2 separate regions of the Homo sapiens genome follow, and region 2 is linked to region 1. Evidence: chromatin loops called from intact Hi-C (ENCODE). Cell type or tissue: IMR-90. All regions are shown on one strand.

Region 1 (8,000 bases):
AGTTATGTTGGCGTGGGGATGAAGGAGCGGGGAGCAACAGAGTGGCTAGGAAGTCAGGTTATATGGTCAGTTGGATCCTCTGAGGAGCAAAACAGCTCAAATCACCTTTATTTTTTGACAAGGGTAAATGAATACACCAAGGTCAGAAAGGTACATCACCATCATCATTTTACCAACATACACTTCAATGTACACGCATTTCAAAATCAATTCACAAATTATTTCATTTGATACAGCATATCAATTTCTATGACTATTTCTAGTGTGATTTTAAATAAATGTTACTATATACTATAATATTAGTCTTCTTGGCGTTCTAACCACAAGTTAAACATGCCAAGTTTATTCCCTGTAAGAAAAATAAAATAACAGTGATAGTGACCACCATCCCCAACAGTACTACCACTGCCATAAGAAAAATTCAACCTGTACCATTTATTCCTTCTACTCAGCGTACAGTTGTCTTTATTCTGGACTACATTACTTTCAATAGTAATTACTTTTAGGTGTGTTCGCTGCAATACTTTCCAATATTATATTAAACAACAGATCTTAATATAGAGCAATAATAGCATGGTATTTCAGAAAACTGAAGATACTACCAACTTGGAGTTAAGGGCTCAGAAAAGTCTCAGACCTTCAGAGTAACAAAATGCTACTGGAAGATTCATTATGCACATCTAATTACGTCACTTCAACCAAAGATTCAGAGAAGTGGATGTTTTTCTAAGTGCTGCTTCAAACAACATACCTTTTGTCTGGACCTAATTCCTAACATTCCCCAGGTGTAGTTGTACTACTAGTATTACCCAGTCAATAAACACCAGTCTGAACCTCTGACTTTCCTCAAGTTATTTCCTTCTCTCTTTCTCTCATCTCCTGTTTTTGCTTTCTCTAAAGTCCTTCAGTGAGACCCTCTTTAGAAAAGAGAAAACGCTGCCCTGACTCATAAGGATCATGGTAGAATTTCCTGCTGTCAGTCTGGCAGTTGAATGAGGAATCACGAGAAAGATGGGCTGCATCTCTGGCTTTGAAATTTTTTAGTAACAGATGAGAAGGTTTCTGCATTCTGTTTGAATTTTCTCTGTATGAACCTGTGTGTATCGTTACAATCCTATTTCACTGAAGTTTCATCTTTAAAAATGAGCACTGAATTACAGAGCTAACAGAAAACCTTATGAACCTCAACAACGAATGCCAAGGCCAAGTTTTACTGGAAAGCAAAGTCTCTGGCAAAGAAACACGTATTCCTCTCACTGGCATATCTGCAGGTAAGTTACATGTAACCCAGCCTTAGGCAGAAATGCACTGTGGCCCAGTGAGTCAAAGCATACTAGGTAGAAACTCTGGCACTGGGATAATTAACACAGAGTAAACCACTAAAGGAATCTGTGAGTTCATTAATCATGCTACAATTTTTGGAATTAAAAAAAGGGATATTTCCTCACCTACAATAAGGCTTTAAGGTAACATTTAACTAGCAAAGTAACGAAAGTTCTTTATGTCACTTGAAACTAACTATCCTAATCAAAAAGGAAGAGCTTTAGTTTGTGTAAAACAGAATAGGGGAAAATTAAATATACCTAGGATTTTCTCAGACTGATTAAAAGCTAACAAGAAAAACATCAAAAAGTTAAAATAAATAAAGGCTGTGAGTTGGAATGGCCACTTCTAAAAACAAAACAAAACAAGTGAACATGTAATATGAGAAATTTTTTCTTCTTCTTTGATACTTTACCATGAACTATAGGGTAATACTTTTAAGGTTACCTATTTTAAGCCTTTAACAAAGCTGAGCTAATGTTTTAAAAATAGCCTTTTTAAAAAATGTTGTAACAGGGATTTTCTGTTAATATGACTGAAAAACACAGAAAAGTAAGAGGTAAACATATTCACTTAACACGTACTTATTGAAGAGAAGTCTTGTGCCAGACACTTGGCATTAGACACAATATATAATGGTAGAAAAAGATTGACTTGAGTCCTTTCTCATTTAAAACATACATGCTAGAAGGAGAGACCATCAAAACCAACTAAATAGACCAATACTATAACTGTGGATTGTGATAAGTAACCCAAACAGGAAAAAAAAAAAAAAAAAAAGAGTAACAGGAGGCAATAGTTCTAAAATAAACCATAATTAATATTTTGTCCTATTTTATTCCAGTCTTTTCAAAAATGTTTAAATGCTTGTTTTAATAGCTGTGATCACGTCACTTTATATCCTGTTTCTTAAAGTTCTCTCATGAACATTTTCTGTATCATTACACATACCTTACAGACATAATTTAATAAGTTTTTGTTATTAAATAGGTTAACATTTATTTATAGAACACTGTGTACAAAATACTTCCTATATGTTAGTCATTTAATATTGATAACAATGCTAGAAGATAGATACTTCTATAATTCTCATTTTATAGATAAAATTAGACAGTAAGTTTAAAGAACTTACTAAAGATTATATAATTAATTAAAAGAACAGTTGAGATTCAAACCAGGCAGCTGTACTCGAGTGTAAGCTCTTATTACATAACTACACTCTACTGCCTTAGTGCTTGCATAATATCCCATCATTCTTATTTGGTATTTGGCACACAAACTTTCTATAGGGTGAAAATCAAAACGGTAAAGACAAAAAATATGGAGTGACAATGGAAGCAACAAAAATAAAAGAAAAAAGGCAGAGCAGTAGAAAGAACCTTTCCTGGGAATGATTAAATAAAAAGGATCAAGAAAGGGGAGAAAAAGTGAACTTTCAAAAATTATCTCCTTGGCAAATTTCTAGACATTGCTGATCCAGAAGTGATTATGCATTTGGAATAACTTTTTTTTAAGTAAAAAACACAAATGCTTATTATGTACTAGTTTCACCATGAAATCATCAGCTAGAACCTTCTATACGCTTGGGATCATGAGCAAAAAGCAGCAAAAATGTAGCGATCAGCTTTGTCCAGGTTTGGCTGCATGTGCAATTCATTGGCCTTAGCTAAAGGGTGTATAGAATCAAGCATTTTCTGCGAGCCTCGGTACAGTCTTATAAAAATGACAGAGCCAAGTCACCAATCAGCAAAGGTTTTACTTGCTGGAGGTTTTACAGACAGCAGGGATTCACACATGCAAGCTTAACCAGTGGTGGAATAATATAAAGCCATTTGTGGCATTAAAAATAATTAACAACAGTTCTCATCAAAGCTCTAGTACTATCTGTGCTTCCTCATCTTAACTTTTCAATGCCTTTGGGCATGTACATTTAATTCAATACTCTTCTATCTCACTCTCCCAAACCAACAACTCTATCATCAGTTAGATTTTGGGTTCACTGAGTTAATACCAGCTTCGTACATTTCTTCTTCCCCTAGAGAGGCTTTCTTTTAAACATCAAGTAAAAATCGTAATGAAAGGTTTGTGCTTTTAAATCAGACTCTCCTGGATTCAAATCCTGGCTCTATTACTCACTTTTGATTAACAAACTTAGGAGGGAAGGAGGGGAGGTTCAAGGGGGCAGCGGTGATGAGGGGCAGAGTTAAGAGTTTGCTATATTTCCTGTACCTAAGATGTCTTCTATAATGCCTTGTACATAGGTGCTCAATAAATATCTTCATATAATATGCCCCATATCTACATTTTCTCTGAACATTTAACAAGATCTAATTCTCTTCCACATTTTTTTTTTTTGCCTCCAGGAAATGTGTACCTGGCAGATGTTTAACAGCTATATATCAGCAATGAATGAAATGATGTTGGTACATAATTTGGTTGTAAAGTTTATAAAGTACTTTGAGCTGACAGAAATAGTGCAAATGAAGACTGTAAATGAACATAAAAAATGAAATCTCTCTCTCAGTAGCCTATCCTTCCTCCTCAGAGTTCTCTCTCCAAAACTAGGAAATCCTCTGGTTTTCTCCTTCCCCTAGGAGGCAGACACACCAACCTACTAAGCAGCAGTGAGAAGCAGGGTGGCTCTGATGTATTTAGAAGATTTCACAGCATCAGGGCACGAAAACACCCAAGTAGCTCAAAACCAAAGATTAGACTCCTTCACACAATGTGTGTGGCTTGTTGATTAAGCCTCACTAAATGGACAGTGATCTCTAGCAATTATGTCCATAAAGAACAATGGCCCAAGTATGGCCCACAATGGCAACCATGGGGGGGTTTTGACTAATTTCATGGTTTCATAAAGGATGGCATCTAGTTTCCAAACATATCCTGATGTTTTGGGGAGAAATCCATTCGCTATCTTCCTCTGGAGCTTTAATTTAATACATGACATGTCATAGTGCTTTTGAGTGGGCTACTGCCAGTAGTACAGAAACTGATGACATGAAACAGGTACCAACAATGGCACAGCTGCTAAGGGGTACATTTAAATCAACATCTATTCTTCCCATGCCATCATGCAAAGCCCCTTTTACTGCTCTAAAACAAATACAGCTTAATTTTATTTCCTGCTTGGCTTTGTATAATTTTGACATGTCCTCAGTCAAACACGACCCAGGCCCTTCAATCAGGGCCTTCAATCAGGCCCTATTTTTCTGGAGATGGGAAAACAAGAGGAAGCTAAAGTAATTATTGAAAACCCATAAGCAGCAGCTTTAGCCTAATTACCTTGACTTTTCCTTTTAATTTTTCTATCGATTGTCTCTTGTTAATATACAAGTATTGACTGAGCTAGTAGAGCCTGGTGCTACTATGATAAGAACAGATGCCGCTGGGAAGTAAAATATAATTATGAGACCCAATATTCTGTTCTTCTTTTTCAGAAGCACACATGTACAGTACAGACTTTGGTTTAAGAGCCTCTTAAGAACCACCAGCAGCACCTACACAGCAAGAATCTTTGTTAAACGTCTTTGCTGTCTGTTGTGCCTTTGCCACCAGAGGGCAGTTGGGAAAAGCAAAAACAATCTTTTTCTTTGTTCCTCTTTTGATGTTAAAATAATATGTTTCCCGTATTTTTAACACATATTCTATTAGAACTTCCAGGTCAACAACTCCAGGGGGATGCACAACCCAGGAATGAAGGTGACATCCTTTCGAGCTACATGTGTTCCCTTTTAAATGCTGCTGTATTCAAAGTCTCAACTTGGGGGGAAAAACAAACCAAAAACTAAGCAATATTGCATGAGCTATCGTGAATATTAATGTATCACTGACAAATGCTTTTAACAGATTCTGATTCCTTTGTCAGAGAGAAATTTATGGTTTTCTTGCTGCAGGATATGAAACTAGCTTTAAAAATACTTCTAAAATACTTTAAACTTTTTGGTTTCTCATAAATCCAAGTTTTATGGAATACTAATAACATCTTACATGTTGAGAATCTTAAATTGCTATCAAGGTGTAGTTCACTTTAAGCAAACATAATTCAGTAAAGTTGTCGCAAATCCTTTCTCTAGGAGCCAAGAAGACCTTGGTAAACCAGGGTATCATGTTGCATTGTTTTACTGTATCTTTTAAAGCAAAACTCTAAGAAGAAATAAATGAAGCAGGAGCAGTTCTCAATGCTAAAGGTAACCAGAAATCTCTAAAAACGGGACTTTCTCAAGGGCTAGCTAGCAACAGCCCTAAAAATGGTGTTAGTGTTGTCTAATCCAAGAAGCATGGGGAAAGTGACAGGAGAAGGAATCCAATGGATTCAAAGGAAAAATGAATTTAAAAAATCATCAGACTGAAAAAGAGGGCTAATGACTGGTATTCAACACAGATGGTGCGATGAGCAGTAGAAGCAGCCGCAGAAGTAGTTTAGTACCTACAAAGTGTATTATAATAACAACAACAGCACATTCACTACAACGTGACAATTCTATAGACTTTGGGGGCATTCATTTCATAAAAGGGCAAATGGATTTCTATTAAAATAACTTTATCAGTCCCTGAGGGCACTGTAATCAGCTAGTCTCTGGAATAACTACATCACCAATCCAGATCAGCAAATGGCAAACAAATCACTGGAAGGTACTGAGAAACAAAGTCATACTACAATCTATACAACAGTATAAAAAGCATCAGATAAAGTCATAGATACTCATCCATAATATGGGTTTCAAACATGCCTTAGTGAAATGTTAGTTCAGGTACCTTAAATTTAAGGCTCAGAAATGAAAGCTGAAAAATATCTTTAGGATTTTGAATGACCTAATTCTGAAAAGTAATACCGTACTGTGCACATAGTTCAATTAGAGCACTCAATGTTTCAGAAGTTCAGGAAACATTTTCTGAGTGCCAACTATGTCCCAGATGGTAGAATACAGGGCCAGATACGACCTAGGCTTTCTCTCTAGAAAGGTCTTTGCCTAGTGGAGAGAAACACTCTAATAATTATGATACCATGTGATAGGAACAATAATTATGACAGGAGCGAGGTGTTATGTTAACTAAAGAAAGAAAATGGGAGGTTTCATATTTTTTAGGTTACATTTAAGCTATATCTTGAAACATAATTCAAATAATCAGCAGGAGAGCAGCAGGGCTGGAACAGTGGGTAGAAAGAGGCCCTGGCATGCTCAGGTCAGCTCAGGCCTGGTGGGGAGAGACAAGCTGGTATGAATAAGAACAGACCTGTGTTTAGAGGCAAGAACGGGAAGAGAGATGAAGATACCTGCTGGGGAGCTACTTTAGGAGACAAAGTGAAGAGTAAAGAAAGATGAAATAAAAAAGTAGACAGTCATCTTCCAGAAACTGAACTCTAGTTCTTACCAACTTTCTACACATGCGATAATTGAAAGAGCTTTGAATTTATTGTTAGATGGGCTGGATTTAAGTTCTAGCTCCAGTATTTACCCTGTATGTGACTGTTTCCACCAGTGTTAATTGAGCTGCAAGTAACAGGAAACTGACTAAAAGTGGCAAATAGGGTCTCACTGTAACAGACAGAAACCACTCTAGCTATTATACCTCCAAATCTCAGTGTCTTCCTTTCCTGAATTCTAATGTGAGGATGTTAATATCTGCCTACTCATCGAACAGGGTCATCATTCCCATGAGAACCTATGCCTACTATCTAATGGGGCCATCATTCCTAGAGGATCACATTAAATGACATATGTAAACTCTCTGTATACAAGTAGATGCAATTATTATTATAAGGGGGAGTGAGAAAGGGGACTTTGTTTCTCAGAAAATATCTCATTCTGAATAGTGTTAATTAGAAGGACAAATAATTGTCATGAGGAAAAGCAATTTGCTGAGATGTGTGTTTCTGAAGCATTTTATATTGTCATCGTGGGAAAGAAGGTTAGATTACATCTAATGAAAGACAACCAGCAAACTATGAAACTGCCCAACAGTGTTGGAGTGTTTCCAGATAATTTTTTTAACAGAGACTCTCCTGAGCAGTGTCACTATGTAAATGAAGATGGACTACATTTATGAAGCAATTCTGCCATCCCAGCAGGTAATAAAAGATCAAGAACCTGAAGTTTAAGGGACAGGTCTTAGTATTAATGTACATGCTAACATTCATGCAGACTCATATATAAAATGTGTGAAAAATTGGGAATTTTATGGTCCTACAGTTTTCAAAGGGTCATATGCTTACTTGTTGCTTCCAGTGCACAAGCTAATGCATATCAAGTCTTCCTGTCAAGTTCTAACATTATTTTTTTACACTCAGTAGAATTTTATTTCATATAGTTCTATGAGGGTAGCAAGTATTACTATTATCATGCTTGTAGTATCTTTCTGCTTGCTAAAGTTAACTCATCGAATCAAACTACATTATAATATGAAATATTACAAAACTGGATGCCATAAATTGATGATGAAATTTTCAAAGAAATTTCCTCTAATATCTTCATTTCTTTACTCTTAATTTTGCTACATTAGAATCCTTTACCCTTAAAAACAATGAGCCATGCTATAGGACTCTCAGCCCCACAGTAACAATAATGATGCAAGGAAATACACTGGTTATGCCTCAAATTTCATCATCCAGGTATTATGAGAAGGTTGGAAAAAGCCCTGGTTGCAGAATACTACCCTTTTGAAATATTAGA
Region 2 (8,000 bases), 310 kb after region 1:
AATAAGCAATGTGCTCATCTGAGTTTGGTTTCTTGGAGATGTCAGAGCTGAGTGATAGATGGAAGAGTTACCCAATGAGTTATAGTCTCCCTGATGGCTTCATTGTTAGGAATCTCTACACATTACACAATTCAACAGTGAGGCAGGTCCAGGGAAAACATGGGAAGGGTCATCTGGGCTGAGAGACTGATAATCTCCTCCTACATCTTTGCTTCTTTTGTGTTACAGGCTTTATGTTTCTTAATAAATCCTGAGTCTTTCAGGAGTGTCAGACCAGTGATACAGCTTTTTTGGTCCCAAGTAACCATGTGTCAGTAGTCAGAAGGTAGCTTTGTGTGGTATCATTATCCTCACAAATACAAACACACTCACACATAAATACGTACACTATACTTCATGGATATATGATACATATTATTTCACATTTTAACATCTCTGAAGTTGGGAGGGGTCTGATAAGTGATGATACATTAGAACTGATGAAATATGGGCTGGGTGCGGTGGCTCACACCTGTAGCCCCAGCACTTTGGGAGGCTGAGACAGGCAGATCATGAAGTCAAGAGATCCAGACCATCCTGGCCAACATGATGAAACCCCGTCTCTACTAAAAATACAAAAATTAGCTGGGCGTGGTGGCGGGGGCCTGTAATCCCAGCTACTTGGGAGGCTGAGGCAGGAGAATTACTTGAACCCAGGAGGCGGAGGTTGCAGTAAGCCGAGATCGCCCCACTGCACTCCAGCCTGGCGAGACAGCGAGACTCCATCTCAAAAAAAAAAAAAAAAAAAAAGAACTGATGAAATATGGTATATTTCCTTTAAACAACTATAACATCTTGAAGATGGAAACCAAAACCGAGGTTCAAATACTGACTGAAAGGAACAGTGGTAATCCAACCCAATCTCCTTCATTTTACAAGTGAAACACACACATACATATACATACATAGGCAAACACACACGTGTACAGAGGCAGAAGTAAAACCAAACCTGTAAGTCAAATTTCCTGATTCCCAGTCATTGTTCTTATGTTCTATCAGCACCTCAGCAAAATATACTAATGAACTGACCTACTGTCATCTGTAAGCAACAGGTAATCAAGTTTTTGAGATAAGGAAAACAATTCAACATACTATAAGCACTGCAAGATCAGGAACAATGTCCAGTTTGCTCACTGTGATATTCTGAGTGCCCAACACAGTGCCTTACAGAGAGCAGGCATTTTATAAATGTTCTGAGATGAAAAATCTGGCTGCTGCGTTTAAGATAAAGGATGGCAGTTAGCAGGTGGTAGTCATAGTGGACTGCCTCAGTAGACCACCTCATTAAAACTTGGGATGTTTGGCTCTTCATATCTAGGCTCTTCACAAACCAAATGAATTAGAATTTCTGGGCTAAGACTCAGAAATCTGGACTTTTAACAAGCATTCCAGACGATTCTCATGGCTATTAAAGCTTGAAACCAGAGTATATTAGATAATAACAACCCCCATTGGAGGCAACAGAAAGGAAGAAACTAATGTCATAATATTTAAATCGAAAGAACATAGGGCATTAGAGAAATAAGAGACAAAATCAAGATGGCAAGGAAAAACCAGGGGAAAGTTACTTAAAAACTAATATAAGAACTATTTAAATATAAATGTACAAACATTAAAGAATCAGGAACTCTGAGGAGCCCTGGGATAAGGGATTAATTCCATCAGTGTGCAAGAGGCCAGGGGTACCATATGAGACATCATTAGGATAATTAAATAATTAACACACATAGGATTAAAATTCCTCTTGGGGAAAATGATAATGAACAAGAAACACCTAATGTAGTTTCACAAATGACTCTTCAAAGATCTACAGACAAAGACAGATCTGAACTAAATATGGAGAAGAGTGAAAAAGTATCTTGTTAGAGTTAGCTAAAACTTATAGAAAAGAGTCAGAGGTAGCAAATTAATTCATGCTACTTAAATAAGTCAGACAAGAGAAGAGGAGCTTTTAAAATTACCAAAAAGCGGGACAAAGACTAGGAAAAGAAAAATGGTGCTAAAAATGGAGTGGGGTTTGGAATTAATGAAGACTAAACTAGCTAAGAAACTGAACTAATTCTTTTTAATTTGTCTTTGACAAGAAAAATGAAAAAGACATATTTGTATAATTAGAGAGAAGGAAGACTTTGCAAAAATAGCGACTGACAAAAAGCAGATGGGGAACACTTGACAATACTGAACTCATACCAATCAGCAGGCCTGGATGATGGGAAGCAGAGGAGCTTAAGGGAATTCATGCACACACTTGTGGAGTCATTTACAATCAGTATGGAAACATCACAGAAAAACGGGGAAATAAAAGATGTGAAGTGGAAAAAAGATTAGATAATAAAATATCCTATCGATCTTAAAATGGTAACAAAGAAATATTACGGAAAATTTTAGTGGTGAAACCAATAGCACTGTTTTCCCATCCAGATGTGAGCTCCATGAGGTCACAGGCATTCTTCTTCATTGTCCAGCATTAGTCTGAAGTTTAGAGCAAATAGTAAGTGATCACCAGATAATCGAAAATGGGAAAAGACCATGAGCTAGAAAATGAATGCCACCAAACTTTTCCATTTCTTCTGAACAGAAAATTGTACCACAGGGAGCTTACAGTCCATTTTTTTCTCTCATAAATAATAGCAAAAGGTAAAATACTTAAACATCTGGTGGATAATCATAAGCCATAATCAGAATAAAAATCTAAAAACTCTAGTAACACAAATATAGTAAATTTGAGAAACTATAAGAGAAAAAAAGTAGAACACAAATATTAATTTGGGCAAATATTTTCAGTACTTTCTTTAAAATGAAATCCTCTAACATGTTTGGATAACACGCAAAATTTAAAAAGAAATCAAAAAATTTTAAAATGAGCCTTTACTATGACCATAATATATCTTAATGAATCATGGAAGTTTCTCCCATCCTCACACACTCCCACACAAACCCATCCATAGTCACTCAGATGTATTTTTTTTTTATCAGTTCATCCTCAATTTATAGACAGGGCAAACAGGTAAATTTATATAAAATTATATGCCTCCAGGAAATTGACACTAAGCTCATGGGAAAAGATCATAAGTTACTCTAAAGTAATTATCCACACAAGCAAAACAGAAGAAATGCATTTCCTACAAGCTAAAATAAAGGGGGAGGGTATGAAGATTTCATTTTTGGAGTTTTTTTGCATAGAACACAGTGCATTCCATATAGTGCACATTAATAACCATACACTGATTAAATCAAATTGAAAGCCACTGGCTCGTACACACGAAGGGTATGTGATGATACTTAAAGAGGCTGATTATTTCATAGGTCTGTCTTATTTCTTTGATCAGGTCCCCAAAACTGAAGTCTATGGTTCTAGGCTTTAGTAAAGAAGTATTATGCCAGTAGAGTATCCCATAAGATATGGATAATATTAGGGTTTTTTTTTTTTTTAACACCACACTGCCTTCACTCAGGAAAAGAGAGACAAAAAAGAGAAAAAGAGAAAGGTTCTAATTACTGGAAAGGAAGTTAGTTTCATCATTTATTAGTTTTGATGCCAAATGAAGAGGAAAGGAGAAAGCTATCTCAAAAAGAATATCATTTATATGAGTAATGATAGCTCTGGCCTAAAGAGGACAGTCAAATTCTAGATCTTCTCAGTCAGAGGGCAGAGCTCAGGGCACATAGGAGGGCAAGTACAGACATAGCAGCTGAAGAAGTCAGAAGGCAGTACAAGGAAGGCCCACGCCACTCTGGGTTTGATACAGTTCATATCGTTAGTTTGCATGGATGCCAAGAAAAACATCTTTCAAAAACAAGCCGGCTGATGCAAGATCACCAATTTCTTGAAATGAATAGCAAGAGCAAATTCTATCTCCTTTAAAAAAACAAAAAAAAAAAAACACTGAGATAATTCAAATTCTTTCCCCCTGCCCTTCCTTATGTGGCTCTAAGGAATAAAGGACAAGTAAGAACAAATTAAGAGGAAAAAAGAAACTAACCAAATATTTAATCACAAAAAATAAAAGAAAAAACCCACTTGCTTCAGTATCAAAAGAAACATATTCATTCACTTATCCATTCAGCACAATCTAGGTGGCAAAATAAACGGCAAAAACTTTACCCTCAACCTAGATACTTCTAGAAATTAACAGATCACTAGATAACGGAGCATTTTTCCCAGAAATGGATCTTCATGGAATAGCTAAAACTTAAGTAACACAAATACAGATGGATGGGACTAGGATAGAGAATTCTACAATAAAGGTGTTTTAGGTATCATTTGACTGCCATTGTTAACAGAAGAATACCTAATTTACCTGGCAGCCTGGACCACTAAGAATAGCAGAAACTAAGGAAGAGAGAATTAAGAAAAAAGGGACATTTCCAGGGGCAAAATGTCCTTATGTTATACAATCCATAGCTGAGAATTCATGTGCATGATGCCACAGAGTGCTTTCTGGTCGCTTATTCTACACACAATTCTAACCACCTTGGTTCTCTGCCTTTGCAGCTTATACCACAATAGTTGAGCAACTTAGCAAGAGGAGCTTGTCTGAAACAGACACGATCAATAGCTAGACATGATAACCTACCCCCAAAAAGCAAGGAAAAAAAAGACAGAGGGTATGAAGAGTGAACAAGTATGATTTTTTTTTTAATGGAAGTCTGGGACTGGTTCAGCACGATGGAACGTTGTCCGTGCCTTCACATGTGACAAGATGACCTCTGACGTATCACAATACATTCAATAAAGGGTAGTGTGCAAAAGTGCAACCAAAGCATCGATTAACCAGGTTCAAAATGACAGTCCTTCAGTCACCAGAAAAAGTCTGAATGTGCTCAGTATATTGTGACAAAAGGACCAAATCTGAGAAATGTATTTTATAAAATTTCCATTAAAGATGTTAAAATACAATCTTTAATGCTAAAAGGGGAGAGACTATTTTCTGGAAAATTAAGCCACACTGAAAATCAGATTCCTAGATGGTGCTAAATAAATTAGGCATCACCAGTCTTCTTTTTAAAGAGAATATCACACAATAGTTAGGAGTTTACTTACAATAAAGCAATCGGTCTCTATCAGAACAAAGATAGCCATTGAAGACAAAAAAGAGGAAGGATAAAGCTTTAATTACAAAAACAAAGAGACATATGGATTTATCTATTATGACAGCACAATCCTGAGGTCTGTATAAAAGGCACCTCATTTCAGTCCGGCACACAAGCTTTAAAAAATTGGTTAAACAAGCTCAAAGTATCTTTGAAGCAACATCAATGGTGTATGGTACTTGGTTTCCGATTTTTTCTGCACCAAATTAAAAGTTAATAAATGTTGCCAACAGTTCCTCTACATTTCTCAGTCCACCCCCACCACAAACTCTGGGAAATAAAAGCAGCCCCCACCATTACTTTACAGTTTGCAAAATGACTTGGAGGGGAGCTTTGAAGTTTGTAGTAACAGAAAGAGAAATATACCATTAATGCCAGAGGGGGGAGCTCAGAGCAAAGGGAAAGATCATGTTTACAATGGGCAAAAAAGGGAAATTCTGAAAACCTTCTGAGCTTTTACACAATATCTTTTTTTCTCTTTTTCGGTATTCTCTTTTGAAGAATGGGTTCTAATACCCTTTGAAATAAACAACCTTCTTTTTCCCCCCCATGTAGAGAGAAAATAAATAAAAGTAGTGCTGAGGGTAACCAGTTTAAACAATGTGCAGGTTTCTGAAACCTCTGCTTTAGGGAGGTCTCATGCACACAGCCTCCAGTCTCTAATCAGTTTTGTTTGCAAATGAACCTACACAGTAGGATTGGCATCTAATGATGCTGAAGGCACAGTAAAGGAATTAGCCCAAGACAATCATTATTTTAAAGAGGTGTTTGGCCTCCTCCAGATTCCTTTACATGTTTATTTCTTAAGATAAAATGGAATTTTAATAGGCTCCTTCCATAATTAAAGATACTATCTTTGTGTATTCACTGCCCTTTGTACCACTAAGGACATACAACTAGCTGATCCAACAACAAAAAAAGGAGCCACTGGCCATTATATTTTCCTAGAAACAACTTCCAAGTACAGACAGGTTTGTGGAGATAGCCAGGGTCAACCAGCACTCTTCTTCCCATCTGAATTGTAAGCATTTCTTTAAAGTGAGCTTTCAATCCTGAACAGTTTTGCCAGTAACCAGAGACAAAACTGGCATTAAAATAGGTGCCATTGAACAATAAAGTTCTTGATGCTACATGGAAAGCTGCAGCTTCCAAAACAGTGCCTAAAGAAGGTCTTTAAAAGAAATGAGTATCCTTCTGTATTTGTCAGCTACCGCCACAATACTGAGTAACAAACCACCTCAAAATTCAGCAGCATACAACAAGTATATCTTCCTTGCTCACATATATGCTCATTATCTGGGACTTGGCTGTAGGCTGGACTACACTGGGCTTGGTACCAAGCTGCAGATCAGGTCCAGAGCCAGTGCTTTTCATCCTTCTTGAATTAGCAGCTACTAGAAGCATGTTCTTCTCACGGCAAACAATAGAAGTGCAAAGACCAAGTCCAACTGCACAAGCATATTTCAAGCCTTTGCTAGTGGCATATTTGCTAACATTCCATTGGTTATATCAAGTCACACGACCAAGTCCAATAGCAATTGGATGACGAAACAGACTGCTCTCATAGGTTGGGTGGGGGGCTATTGGGAGTGGGGTAGGTTAGGGAATGAATATTTGCTGAACAATAATCCAACCTACCACATCCTTCCATTCAGGCTGCTAGAGGTTATTTGTTTACCACATCTGGTATCCTACCGCTTATGGAATAACAAGATCTCATCATCTAAGTATGTCAGTCCTAGTTTTACAGAAGTCTGCCATTGATACTACTACCATTCGAAAATAAGAATGAGAATTAAGCAGAAAAAAACTGTAAAATTGGTATTATATCGTATAAACGGACATGATTAGGAGTTTCATTGATGTCTCAGAAATCTGTTGACAAAGGGTAATACATTACAGCTATAGAGTGCTGCTTAGCATACTCTGGTGTTTCAAGTCCATGTACTTGCTAAGCTGTCTACCTTACATTGGCATTGACAATATTTTATGCAGTATTAGTTTTGCATAGAAATAGCCTGCTAGACAGCAGAATTACAAAGAAAAGAGAAAGCAGGAAAGATCATACCAAGGTTTCCAACTTGGATAATGTAGTAAGCAATAGTAGTAGCATTAGCAGAAACTGGAAGAGAGTGGAAAGCACTTGACAAACAGATTTACAGCAGCTATTAACGAAGCTTTACAGTGAACATTTTAAGATAACTTTAAAAGGCTCTGGCTATTACATACATTTAAAAGTTAACTTATCAACCACATACCAGTTAAATCCTACTGGAAACAAGACATGGGATGCAGATATAAAGGGGGGAGAGGAATACATATATTACATAAACATGATACTTATATTTATATATCTATCTACCAAAATTTTCTTAAGAAGGTCCAATGAACCCCAGGTTCAGATTTCACTATCAGCTATTAAATGCCTACTATATGTCCCATACATTAGCTCACCAAATACAAAGCTGTGTTGTAAGGTAGGAATTTATTATTATCATCCACATTTTACAAATGAGTAAAGTGAGCCTTGGTAAAGTTAATAAAGTTATATAACTAATTAGATGTAGAGCCAGAATTTGAACACAAATCTTCTAAATAAAAGCCTGTTTTGTTTTTTTTTCCTCACTATCCCATGCTAACTTTCTAAAAATGTCTTTTTTACCTGAACCAAAAGAATTCTTTTATATTCTCCCATTCTCAACTCCCAACATTAAAGGGATAGACTAGACCAGGAACACAATTATGATCATAGTAGACTTATGATCCTCCCTAGGGTATCTCTCACAGATACAACAAAATTCAGGAATCTTTTTTAAACATGTTATTTTAAATACCAGGTATCAATCAGTTGATCAAAAGTTACAAAA

The links. Hi-C counts contacts between places; a loop is a spot of excess contacts. Peaks named below come from ENCODE experiments on the same cell type or tissue, not always from the same donor. Only the 100,000 strongest peaks of a DNase experiment are listed, where the experiment ranks them.
Region 2: a loop joins it to region 1, with 10 times the contacts of the local background. A loop is called at or near these places in 6 of 110 quality-filtered maps.

Annotation. Positions count from the first base shown.
Region 1 is chr7:133,739,814-133,747,813 of GRCh38, reverse strand. The region is part of intron 10 of EXOC4 (exocyst complex component 4); the gene reads right to left. Among named protein-coding and RNA genes, the nearest start is that of LRGUK, 380 kb to the left of the region's middle. In IMR-90, a CTCF peak has its summit at 4,883 (motif pointing right); no DNase peak of the experiment used is centred here.
Region 2 is chr7:133,431,972-133,439,971 of GRCh38, reverse strand. The region is part of intron 7 of EXOC4 (exocyst complex component 4); the gene reads right to left. Among named protein-coding and RNA genes, the nearest start is that of MIR6133, 150 kb to the right of the region's middle. In IMR-90, a CTCF peak has its summit at 5,527 (motif pointing right); a DNase peak (open chromatin) is centred at 3,811; H3K27ac peaks cover 309 bases.